2 separate regions of the Homo sapiens genome follow, and region 1 is linked to region 2. A link is a contact called in ENCODE Hi-C or POLR2A ChIA-PET data. All regions are on one chromosome and are shown on one strand. Each heading gives the region's core, a stretch centred on a gene start or an enhancer-like site at or near the end of the contact. The rest is flanking DNA. Distances are from core to core; before and after follow the strand shown. Region 1 holds the start of SPCS1 (signal peptidase complex subunit 1). Region 2 holds the start of NEK4 (NIMA related kinase 4).

What was found. A loop is a pair of places that touch in the nucleus more often than their neighbours do. ChIA-PET counts read pairs that join two places held with the same protein, here RNA polymerase II (POLR2A). Pooled maps may share reads with other maps.
Region 1: a loop to region 2 is called in a map of CD8-positive, alpha-beta T cell, with 15 times the contacts of the local background. The contact joins the promoter of SPCS1 here to the promoter of NEK4 in region 2. A Hi-C loop is called at or near these places in 14 of 168 maps with a recorded cell type or tissue (B cell, CD4-positive, alpha-beta T cell, CD4-positive, alpha-beta memory T cell and 7 more), 28 of 37 single-sample maps with no recorded cell type and 22 of 50 pooled maps. POLR2A ChIA-PET finds 5 or more read pairs at or near these places in 18 of 52 experiments (B cell, CD4-positive, alpha-beta memory T cell, GM12878 and 14 more).

What each region holds. Positions count from the first base shown.
Region 1 is chr3:52,702,231-52,708,151 of GRCh38, reverse strand. SPCS1 (signal peptidase complex subunit 1) reads right to left here and starts at 2,046. Exons shown (of 4, transcript NM_014041.5): 1 at 1,870-2,046; 2 at 1,449-1,508; 3 at 1,273-1,359; 4 at 1-465. The coding sequence starts at 1,905. The coding sequence ends at 340. It overlaps GLT8D1 (glycosyltransferase 8 domain containing 1), which reads left to right and starts at 2,361. Exons shown (of 10, transcript NM_018446.4): 1 at 2,361-2,705. RefSeq lists silencers at 189-278, 2,465-2,634 and an enhancer at 449-518.
Region 2 is chr3:52,767,986-52,773,898 of GRCh38, reverse strand. It overlaps NEK4 (NIMA related kinase 4), which reads left to right and starts at 2,959. Exons shown (of 16, transcript NM_003157.6): 1 at 2,959-3,245; 2 at 5,295-5,561. The coding sequence starts at 3,153. RefSeq lists enhancers at 2,828-2,877, 2,665-3,182 and a silencer at 3,038-3,147.

The sequences.
Region 1 (5,921 bases), core at 797-3,296, 65 kb after region 2:
ATTGGAAACATTAAAATGGTTAACTCATAATGAATTATAAAACTTTGATAGTTACATTGTACTATCATTTATGAGGCATTTATTTTTCATTATTTACACCTGAAAGAAACTTCATACTTGTGTGTTCTGTTCCCCATCTCAGAGCAAGATTATGAAGAGAAGGTCTAAACTACTTATATAAATCAAAACCCAACTGGGCTAGAAATGAAGTATAAAGAGAACTAAATCTATACACAGCTGTGCCATAAGAGCATTAGGTGGTTTTAGCTCTTATCTGGGGTATGAAAGCAATTTAGCTCATCTCACAGAAACAAAAGCAGGTGCTGAATCATGAAAACCTCAATTATTTTTAGCATGCCTCTTAATTTTTCTTTCCCCTGGTTTCTTGTCGTCTGTGCTTGATTCTTGAACAGGTAACCACTTGAGAGGATGCCGGCGATAGATGGGCCATGGAGGAAGTGTCAGCTGGGCCAGAAAAGAGGAAATGCATAAATTATAGCTATTAAAAGTTTAAAAAATCATTACGTATAATGCCAGGTTCCCAAATGACTCCTATGCTGAGGGAACAAAAAAACAAAAAAAAAAATCCATATTCCTATAAAGGCTCTGTGCCACCATCCATGCAAAATACTGTATGATGATGGGAACAGGCTCACTGCCTATACAAATGGCTTTAAGACCTAAAAGAAAGGTGGGGGCCAGGCGTGGTGGCTCTCGCCTGTAATCCAAGCACTCTGGGAGGCCAAGGTGGGCGGATTGCTTGAGACCAGCCTGGCCAACACAGTGAAGCCCTGTCTTTACTAAAAATACAAAAATTAGCTGGGTGTGGTGGTGGGCTCCTGTAGTCACAGCTACTCGGGAGGCTGAGGCAGGAAAATCTATTAAACCCGGGAGGCAGAAGGTGCAGTGAGCCGAAATCGCCCCAGTGCACTGCAGCCTGGGCAACAAGAGTGAAACTCCGTCTCAAAAAATTTAAATAAATAAATAAATAAAAGGTGAAGGGACAACGTGAGCACCATGAAAACTCCTGCTGGCTTTGACCTTAAGATTATTAGCCAGAGTAGCCGCCAAAGGAAATAAGCTGTGTCCTTTTATATAGTTCGCACCATCTGACACTATTTTGGCATTCTACTTTTCCAATGATAGCAAAGGGAAACGCTGTTTGGAAGGATGAGGGAAACGTTGGCTTTGGGTCTCACTACTGAGTAGGTCTAACCAAACCAACCCGACTCACAAAACCCAAGCTGCCACTAATACCCACAAATTTCTTACCAAACATGAAAAAGCAAATCCGGCCATAACTATATAGACAGTCCACCCGAACTGTTCAGCCACGTACCCGTAGATAAATCCAACTATCTAGAGACAAATGAAGTATATTAAACACACTCAAACTGAGGGTTGGGAGGGAGGCGGGGGCGGAGATTAAATGTAAAACCAATACTTACTGCAGAAAAAAGAATAATTCCCTGAAACATCTGTTCAGCTAGCTTCTGGCCCTTGTAATCCTGGGGTGAAGCAGAGGAAAAAAAGAATTGGTTCCACCGCCGAGAACATACAATTCCTGCCCTGACCTCACAACTCTGGCACAGGGTAACCCCAACATCAGGGTCTCCCGCTCTCCTAAGGGCCTGGGCAAGATATTAAATTCTGGGCTTCCCGGGAGGAACTGAAACACCCTCACGGAGAATGGACAGGAGATTCTCGCGGAGTAGAAGAGAAGGGGACCCAGGAGGCAATTCGGGAAAGAGGGTGGACGGTAACCATCCGGGCCCGGAACAGCGCAGCACCGGGTCGGTGCTCCAACATGGGCTTCGAAGCTGCCAGGCACAAGAACGGCGTGCAGAGGTCCCCGGGTTGCGCCCTCACCATCTGCGTGGGCAGCGAGCTCAGATGCTCCAGCATGGCTGGCTGAGGAGGCGGGCAGCTGAGCGCGGGTGGCAGGCTGCGAGGCGAGGGCGACCGAGACTTAAGGACCGTGAGGGGTAAGGTCTGGCACTGCGCGTCAGTAGCCGGGCCTTCTAAGCCCGGGAGAGCGATGGCGGCGGCCCCGGAAGCGGAAGTCTCCGACGGGCCGGTACAGCCCGTGTCCCCGCCCCGCGCCATCGCTAGGCGACGTGCGCTTTTGCCGCGCCGTGCTGCCCGCGAGGGCAGCTGAGGTGGTGGTGGCGGCCGCCTTGTCGAGGCATCGCGCGCCCGTGAAGTGTTCGCCGTCAGTGCTGTTGGGTGCCTGGAGCCGCGTCCCCCGTCCCGAAAACTGTCCTTGACAGTACTTGCGCGGCCCAACGGCCGCCGGCGCCCCCGCGTCTCCATGGCGACGGCCTTTTTCCCTGCGAGGACCCCGGCGGCAGGGCTGCCCCGCGGCGCCTGCTTGGCGCGACGCTCTAGCGGTTACCGCTGCGGGCTGGCTGGGCGTAGTGGGGCTGCGCGGCTGCCACGGAGCTAGAGGGCAAGTGTGCTCGGCCCAGCGTGCAGGGAACGCGGGCGGCCAGACAACGGGCTGGGCTCCGGGGCCTGCGGCGCGGGCGCTGAGCTGGCAGGGCGGGTCGGGGCGCGGGCTGCATCCGCATCTCCTCCATCGCCTGCAGTAAGGGCGGCCGCGGCGAGCCTTTGAGGGGAACGACTTGTCGGAGCCCTAACCAGGGGTATCTCTGAGCCTGGTGGGATCCCCGGAGCGTCACATCACTTTCCGATCACTTCAAAGTGTAAGGGGGGCCCTACTGACCCTTGGAATTTAGGGGGGCTACCCTAGGCGGCATCCACAACAGAGAGAATTCCCTTGGAGAGGGGACCCTGGTGCTCGGCTGTCCCTCTCATCCGCGTAGAAAGTCCCTCATCTGGGGGCTCCCGAACTCAGCCCTCTCACATTGTGGCCGGCTTTACTGACCCTCACAGACCCAGGCTGGGCCCTCCCGATAGAGGCCAGCCAAAGGTTCACTCAGCCTCTCTTTCAAGGCTGGTGTATCTCTAAATCTTAGACCCTCCTCCGTTACCGTCAGCCAGGTGGGATGCCCACGTTTTGGAGAGAAACCGTTCTGAGGAACCCGGGCCTCTGGGTCCCAGCTGGCTCTCCGGCCCCCAGGTTATGTATTCTGGGTTGGCCACAAACAGTGGAATTCTAGGCACTCCCGGGACAGGGTGGGACTGCTGTCCTCATTCATGCAACCAGCAAATATTCACGGCACCTTGTTTGTGCCAGACAGCAGACCGAGGACACGGTTGTTACCAAGACCAGGCTGTTGCCTTGGAAGAGCCCAGAGCGTGTCAAGGGAGACAGCCACATCACGCCAGAAATACATGACAGCTGGATTAGCCCTGGGAGAGGGAGGCCCAGATGTGGGAGCTCAGGGGAGGTGCAGCTCAACGTGGAGTTTGGAGGAGGCTACCTTGACCTTTGAATGCCAAGTGGGAGCCAGCCAGATGAAAGGGTAGGAGAAAGTGTTTGTATATCCTCAGTGCCCTTTCATCCTTGCACGTGGCAGAGACCAAACAGTAAAATGCAGACACGTTTGACACTTTTCTGACCTCAGAAGGACTCAGGACGTGTAGAAGGCAGAAAGAGGGATGGGCAAGAGTTTATTCCTGTTTCCTTCTCATGCTCTGTATTTCTTGGTGTGTTTGAAGAGACTTTCTGTTGTGTGTATAAATAGATATATCTCTGTGTGGTCTTTTTTTTTTTTTTTTTTTTTTTTTGAGGCGAAGACTCGCTCTGTTGCCCAGGCTGGAGTGCAGTGGTGCGATCGCGGCTCACTGCAACCTCCGCCTCCTGGGTTCAAGGGATTGTCCTGCCTCAGCCTTCTGAGTAGCTGGGATTACAGGCATGCGCCACCACGCCCGGCTAATTTTTGTGATTTTAGTGGAGACGGGGTTTCACTGTGTTGGCCAGACTAGTCTCAAACGCCTGACCTCAAGTGATCCACCCACCTCGGCCTTCCAAAGTGCTGGGATTACAGGCATGAGCCACCGCGCCCGGCCAGTGCGGTCTTTTTTTTTTGTATCCACAGTTTTGTATCCTTGGATTCAACCAACCACGGACTGAAATTACAGATACAGAGGGCTGACTGTAATATGCCATTTTACATAAGGGACTTGAGCATCCGTGAATTTTTGTATACATGGGGAGTCCTGGAGCCAATCCCCGACTGATACTGAGGACCAACTGTGTTGCTAATCAAATTGTACACAATTATATACTCTTACGAAAATGTAGTTAACTATTACAGATCCAGCGTCTGTGTGCAATTTCGTTTTGAGAATTCCTTCTAACCAGATCAGGAAAGCTCTCTTACCAGGAATAGCCCCAGGAAAGACAATATGGATTAGACGTACTCCATGATAACTGGCGTTTTGCATGTAGGTAACTGTGGAAGTTTTAGGAGCAACTGGTTTCTGCCTTGCCAGTCTACTTAAGTATGTCAGATACTTGATAGAATTGTGTTTTTCTTGTTTCCAGCCAAGTGTGCCTCTTGATCCCGTAACTGCTAACTGGAAGTCAAGAAACTAAAAACATTATCTCTTGTACCATTAATTAAGTGGGATTTATTTGAGTGCAAGATCGTTTTCTCAGTGGTGGTGGAAGTTGCCTCATCGCAGGCAGATGTTGGGGCTTTGTCCGAACAGCTCCCCTCTGCCAGCTTCTGTAGATAAGGTCAGCCCATAATGTGATAGAGGCATATGACTTAGGGTATATACTGATGTATATACTTCTCTTTTTTTTTTTTTTTTTTTGAGACAGAGTCTTACTCTGTTGCCCAGGCTGGAGTGCAGTGGCACGGTCTCAGCTCACTGCAACCTCCGCCTCCCGGGTTCAAGGGATTCTCTTGCCTCAGCCTCTCAAATAGCTGGGATTACAGGCACCTGCCACCATGCCTGGCTAATTTTTTGTATTTTTAGTAGAGATGGGGTTTCACCATCTTGGACAGGCTGGTCTCGAACTCCTGACCTCTTGATCCACCTGCCTTGGCCTCCCAAAGTGCTGGGATTACAGACGTGAGCCACGGCGCCCTGATGTATATGAGAAGAAGTTCACTGACACGTTGTACTTCATATATACTGCTTTGGAAAGGTGTGTGTGGGCTGGGCCTGGTGGCTCAGGCCTGTAATCCCAGCACTTTGGAAGGCCGAGGCAGGTGGATCACCTGAGGTCAGGAGTTCGAGACCAGCCTGGCCAACATGGTGAAACCCTCTCTCTATTAAAATTAGCTGGGCGTGGTGGCGCACACCTGTAGTCCCTGCTACTCGGGAGGTTGAGGCACAAGAATTGCTTGAATCTGAGAGGCAGAGGTTGCAGTGAGCCAAGACGGCACCACTGCACTGCAGCCTGGCTGACAGAGCCAGACTCTGTCTCGAAAAAAAAAAAAAAGGAAAGAAAGAAAGATGTGTATTTTCCCCCTAATTTGTAATCTGGCCTGTGATCCCATTTTTAAAAAAAATTTTTTTTAGATATGGGGTTGGGGGATGGTCATACTATGTTGCTCAGGCTGGTCTGGAACTCCTGGGCTCAGGCAGCCTCCCACCCCAGCCACCTGAATAGTTGGGATTATGGGTATCAGCCACAGTGCCTGGCTGATCCACAGTTTTTATTGCTTTTTATTTTTTATTTTTTTGAGACAGGGTGTCGCTTTGTCACCCAGGCTGGAGTGCAGTGGCATGAATATGGCTTACTGCAGCCTTGACCTCCCTGGCTCAGGGGATCCTCCTGCCTTAGCCTCCCAAATGCTTGGGACTACAGATGCACGTCACCATGCCTGGCTAATTTTTGTATATTTTGTAGAGATGAGCTTTCACAATGTTACCCAGGCTGGTCTTGAACTCCTCAGCTCAGGTGATCTGCCCGCGTTAGCCTTGTTGTTTTCATTTTGGGATTATAGGCATGAGCCACAGTGCCCAGCCCCCAATTTTTTAAACAGTTTTTCAACATA
Region 2 (5,913 bases), core at 1,710-4,209:
TTTTTGTTTAAACTTCCACTCATGCGGTGCTTGCTTGGGGCAACCTCTCCTGGATGGCCAGGCTGGGCCTGGCGGCTTTTCTGAACAGTACTGACCTCAGTTGGCAAGGGTAGCTTGTTAGTATGCATGGCCGTCTCCCTCTTCGACAGTAAGCCCCACATGGGCAGGCCCTTGTCTGTCTTGTTCATAGTTGTCCTCCAGGTCCAGGCTAGTAGACCCTTGCTAAATGTCTGTAGAATGAATGATAGGTTTTTTTTTTTTTTTTTTTTTTTAGAAGGAGTATTGCTCTGTCGCCCAGGCTGGAGTGCAGTGACATGATCTTGGCCCAATGCAATCTCCGCCTCCCGGGTTCACGTGATTCTCATGCCTCGGCCTCCTGAGTAGCTGGGATTACAGGAGCAGTGTGCCATAATTTTTTATTGTGGTAAAATATACAAAACATAAAATTTATTATTTAACCATTTTTAAGAATACAGTTCGGTGGCATAAGTACATTCATGTTTTGCATCCATCACCACCATCCATCTCCAGGACTTTTTCATTTTCCCCAGCTAAAACTCTGCACCCATTAAACACCAACCACCAATTCCCTCCTCTCTCCAACAACTGGCAACCACCATTCTACTTTCTGAATCTATGACTTTGACTACTACAGGTACCTCACATAAGCGAAATCATACTTTTGTCCTCTGTGACTGCCTTATTTTGTTTAGCATAATGTCCTCAGGGGTCGTCCATGTTGTAGCATGTCAGAACATCCTTCCTTTTTAAAAATTTATTTATTTTGAGACAGAGTCTCACTCTGTCACTCAGCTGGAGTGCAGTGGCAGGATCATGGCTCACTGCAGCCTCAACCTCCGAGGCTCAACTGATTCTCCCACCTCAGCCTCCCAGGTAGCTGGGACTACAGGCATGCGCCACCACACCCAGCTAATTTTAAAAATTTTTTGTAGAGAAGGGGGTCTCACTGTGTTTCGTAGGCTGGTCTCAAGTGATCCTCCCACCTTGGCCTCTCAAAGTGCTGGGATTAGGTGTGAGTCATAGTGTGTGGCCTCTAGAGCACTAACTTTAAAAAGCTACAATTACAAATCCTTCCTCTGTCCCTCTGAGATATATACCTATGTATTTCCTACAACCTAGGAATGTCTTTCTCAAGGACCTGAAATCCATTCCTTTGGAATGTAATCATCATAAAGGTAGGGCTCATGTCTCCCAGTCTATGTGGGAGAATAGAATCCTAACTTCCCTAATTGCCAGCTAGCAGACACAGTTGGCCTAATCACATTTACGCTAAGCACTCCTTTTAATTTTTCACTTCCCAGACTCTAAGTGAGCCCCTGCATGCTCCCCTGCCTACTCCCTTATTCTTCCTTTGGAATGCCCAATCACCCCTGCGCAAATGGAATGGAGTTCAGCTGCTTCCCCTACTGTCAGTAGTTACTGAATAAAATCTATTTTCATCATTTTAATGCCTGGCTTTGTTTATCTTTAATAATATCATTAACTAGAGTTCAATCTTTATTTATGGTTCTTTTTGTTTGGTTTTCTAGTGAAGATGAAATTGCTTTGAGTAAAATGTGCAAATACTAAATGTACCATTAGATAATTTTGACAAATTCATACACCCAAATCTCCTATCAAGATATATATCAAGGATGAGGAGAAATTTGAACCCCTGTGGATTGCTAATGGGAATGTAAAATGGTTCAGCTTGCTGTAAAAAATGGTGTGGTGGTTTCTCAATACATTAAACTAGAATTAGCATATGATCCAGCAATTTCACTTCTGAGTGTATACCCAAATGAATTAAAAAGAAAGCAGGGACTCAAACAGATATTCGTACACCCATGTTCATAGCCGAATTATTCACAATAGCCAAAAGATGGAAGCTATCCGTGTCCATGACTGCATGAATGGATAAACAAATTGTGGTGTATACATATAATGGAATATTATTTGGCCATAAAAAGGAAAGAGGCCAGGCACGATGGCGCACACCTGTAATAACGGCATTTTGGGAGGCCAACGTGGGTGAATTGCTTGAGCCGAGGAGTTCAAGACCGGTCTGGGGAACATAGTGACACCCTGTCTCTGAAAAAAAATAAAATAGGATTAGCCAGGCATGGACGTGTGTGCCTGTAGTTGGGAGGATGGCTTGAGCCCAGGAAGTCTAGGCAGCAGTGAGCACCATTGCACCACTGCACTCCAAGCTGGGTGGCAGGGCGAGACCCTGTCTCAAAAAAAAAAAAAAAAAAAAAAAAGGAAAAAAAGGAAGCGCTCTGGGAAAGGGAGGCTTTGGCTGGAACAAATGGTGAATTCTTTTGGCACCCCTGAGCTTTCTTGGGCAGGCATTTTAAAGGGGCCTAGGCCCACCTAGAGATCCGCCCTTAGGCTGTTAACTTAGCATGATGCCATGTTAGAGTTTAGTCAAGTCTCTTAGTGCAGTGGTTAGGGTAGTCGTTAAATGCTGAGGAGTCTTTGTAGTTCTCAATTAGCAGGCGAGTTTTTAGGGATGAAAGGTACTGATAATTTACTTTGAATGTATCAAAAAATAGGATGGATTGCTGGATGCAGAGACGGCATGTGATAAAGCGGATACAGCAAATGTTACTGGTAGAGAGTCTGTCACCCAGTCATTAGAACATGAGCTCCAGGAGGGCAGGGACTTTGTTGGCCTGGCACATAGGCGGTCAACAAATATTTGCAGAATGAACGAACAATACTTGTAACGGCCTTAGGACAAACAAGTGCACAAAAAGAGGAAGCTTTCCCTGACTCTGTTGTGGCGGGGATCCGGACGGTGGAACGGACGCACAGAAAGTGCGCGGAGCCTGGCGGAGTCGCTCTGGCCTCCTGGAGCCTCTGCTCTATGGCGGGTCCTCCCGGGGCTGCGGAACCTCTCTGGCCGCTCGTGGCGTCCGCTCTATGGCCGTCCTTTGGGGACGCAGGAGCATGCGCAGAACTGCTCCCGGCCCGGATCGCTATGGCAGCGGCGTCGTCGCGGGCCGGGCCCCAGCAATCCCGCCCGGGCCCGGCTGCCTCAACAGCCGCCCCCACTGCCCCCTCTCGGGCATGAACCGAGCTTCTTGTTGCCGCCCGCTGCCCTACCCGCCGCTGCCGCCGCATCCCGACTCTGGGCCAGCGCTGGGAACATGCCCCTGGCCGCCTACTGCTACCTGCGGGTCGTGGGCAAGGGGAGCTATGGAGAGGTGACGCTTGTGAAGCACCGGCGGGACGGCAAGCAGGTCTGCAGGGGTGGGGCCCGGCAAGGGGCGGGGGCGGGCAGAAGTGCGCCGAGGGCGCCGACCGGTAGATTAGGTCGGGGGTGGTCGCAAGAGGCTCATCTCGGATGGCGTTTCCTCAGGGAAATGGTCCCAGACCAAGACGAGGCCTGGCCTCCCTGTAATATGCGCCCAGAACTACTTCTACTTCTTTGTTGTGTTAAATTTTTTTCCTTTTAATTTTCATTTTCTTTAATTACAATTCTAAGTTTTATGTAAAAATTTTCAGTCTCTGCCTATCTACTTCTTTGTTGTACTAATTGGCATGCGTGATCTACACACCTTTCTCCCAACCCCGATACTCTCATGAGAGCCGGTATCATGCATTCCCAGGACTTAATACAGCGCCTAGCAAGCATTATTCCTTGAATGAAGGGCCCCAAACGTCTCTACTGTAGACTGCTGGATTCACTTAAAACTCGACTCATTTTCTTCCCGCCAAACCTTCTCTCATGTCTTCCGTTTCAGTGAATAGTGACACCAACCCACCAGTTGCCCAAGCCGGACACCTGGAGTCATTTTTAAGCCTCCCCACGCACCCCAACACTGATTATATTCATCTATCACTAAGACAATAGGCCTCCTCTCATCTCTACTGCTACCACCCCAATCCAGGACACCCTGTTGTCTCTAGCAAAGCTATGGCCACGGTTTCCCAACTGGTCGCCGCCACTTGACTTGCTTTTCTCCAATCCATCACTTTCACTGCAGCCTCAGTGATCTTTCTCAAATTTAAATCTGATGTTGTCACTCCTCTGTTTAAAACACTTTATCCCATTACTCTCAGGATAATGAACCAATTATTCAATGTGGTTTATTAATAGGGTGACAATATAATGTACAAACTGGGACAATTTTGAAACTGAAAGGCATTATTAATAGTTACACCAGGACAGTAGGACTGCTCCAGGCAAGCTGAGAAGAGATGTTCCCCCTAAATATAGGGCCCAATTGCCTGTTCTTCCTTGTCTCTGGTGCTAGTTGCTTTGCGTGGAACACAAGCTCATGCATAAGAAATTTATTCAGTAGGCATTGGGGGAATCATTGGATTTTGGGGCTGATGATAGGGAACTAGCAATAGCTAGTTATTTGAGCTTTAGTTTACACTTCACAAAACACATTTATCTATGTGTTGAAGAAATGAATTGTATGGTCTTTGAAATGATTGAGGGCAATGTATTAGGTATTAGAGGCTATTGATTTCTTTTAAGTGTGAATAATTTTGTATGCTGAAGATCAGTGACTATTAAACTTATGGGGCCATGGATCCCTTTGAGTATCTAACGTAATCCACAGACTATTCTGTCTGCAAATGTATAGTCAAGCTATATTTTATTCACCTTTTTGGGAGAGCTTAGATATTAAGGAATTTCTTTTTTTATTTTTTATTTTTTTTGAGACAGAGTCTTGCTCTGCCTCCCAGGCTGGAGTGCAGTGGTGCGATGTTGGCTCACTGCTGCAACTACTGCCTCCCAGGTTCAAGCAATTCTCCTGTGTCAGCCTCCCGAGTTGCTGGGACTATGGGTACACACCACCACGCCGGGCTAATTTTTGTATTTTTAGTAGAGACAGGTTTCACCATGTTGACCAGGCTGGTCTTGAACTCCTGACCTCAGGTGATCCACCCGCCTCACCCTCCCAAAGTGCTGGGATTACAGGTGTGAGCCACTGTGTATGGCCAGATATTAAGGAATTGCTAACACAGGTTTTATAATTGATCCAATGGTATGTTATCTTGAACTCACTTTTTTTAGTCATTAATGAAATTGTGAAATGCAGATGGGAAAGGTAATTTTTGTGGCCCTACACTGCTATAAATCTAACTTATAAGAAGTATCAATAATAGCAAATATTTTCCCCGATTTTGTGCTTGGTGAAAAACAAAATGAATAGGTTATCTGACAGGCTCCACAAGGTTGGTTTTGAGGGTATTCTTGAGAGCCCTTAGATAACTCTGAGGCCACAAATCTTACGTTTATTTGCACATTGTAAAAATACATGGTTTGTTTTTAGTATGTCATCAAAAAACTGAACCTCCGAAATGCCTCTAGCCGAGAGCGGCGAGCTGCTGAACAGGAAGCCCAGCTCTTGTCTCAGTTGAAGCATCCCAACATTGTCACCTACAAGGAGTCATGGGAAGGAGGAGATGGTCTGCTCTACATTGTCATGGGCTTCTGTGAAGGAGGTGATTTGTACCGAAAGCTCAAGGAGCAGAAAGGGCAGCTTCTGCCTGAGAATCAGGTGGTAGAGTGGTTTGTACAGATCGCCATGGCTTTGCAGGTACTGTGTAGACTAATAGCATCCTAGCTTGTTCCCAGATGGCAAGAAGATGGCAGGTGTATTTTAGGAAAATTTTTCTTCAGATACTTACATATAGAAATGTATTTTTTGGAAAATTCATTTGTGAAGTTGACCCAGTCACTCTTTCTGTAGCATTGGAACTTTTCTAAGTAAGTGATACCTATATTAAAATAGACATAGATTTCATGTCTGATTGCAGGGGAAGCCCACTCAATTACCATTTATAGCAAAGTCAATTTTAAGGACCCTGAGGCAACCAAGAGCATAGAGTGACTATGTTTGTTATCCATTGGTCAGTCGTGTCATGCTGAAAGGTGGCTAGGCTAATTGA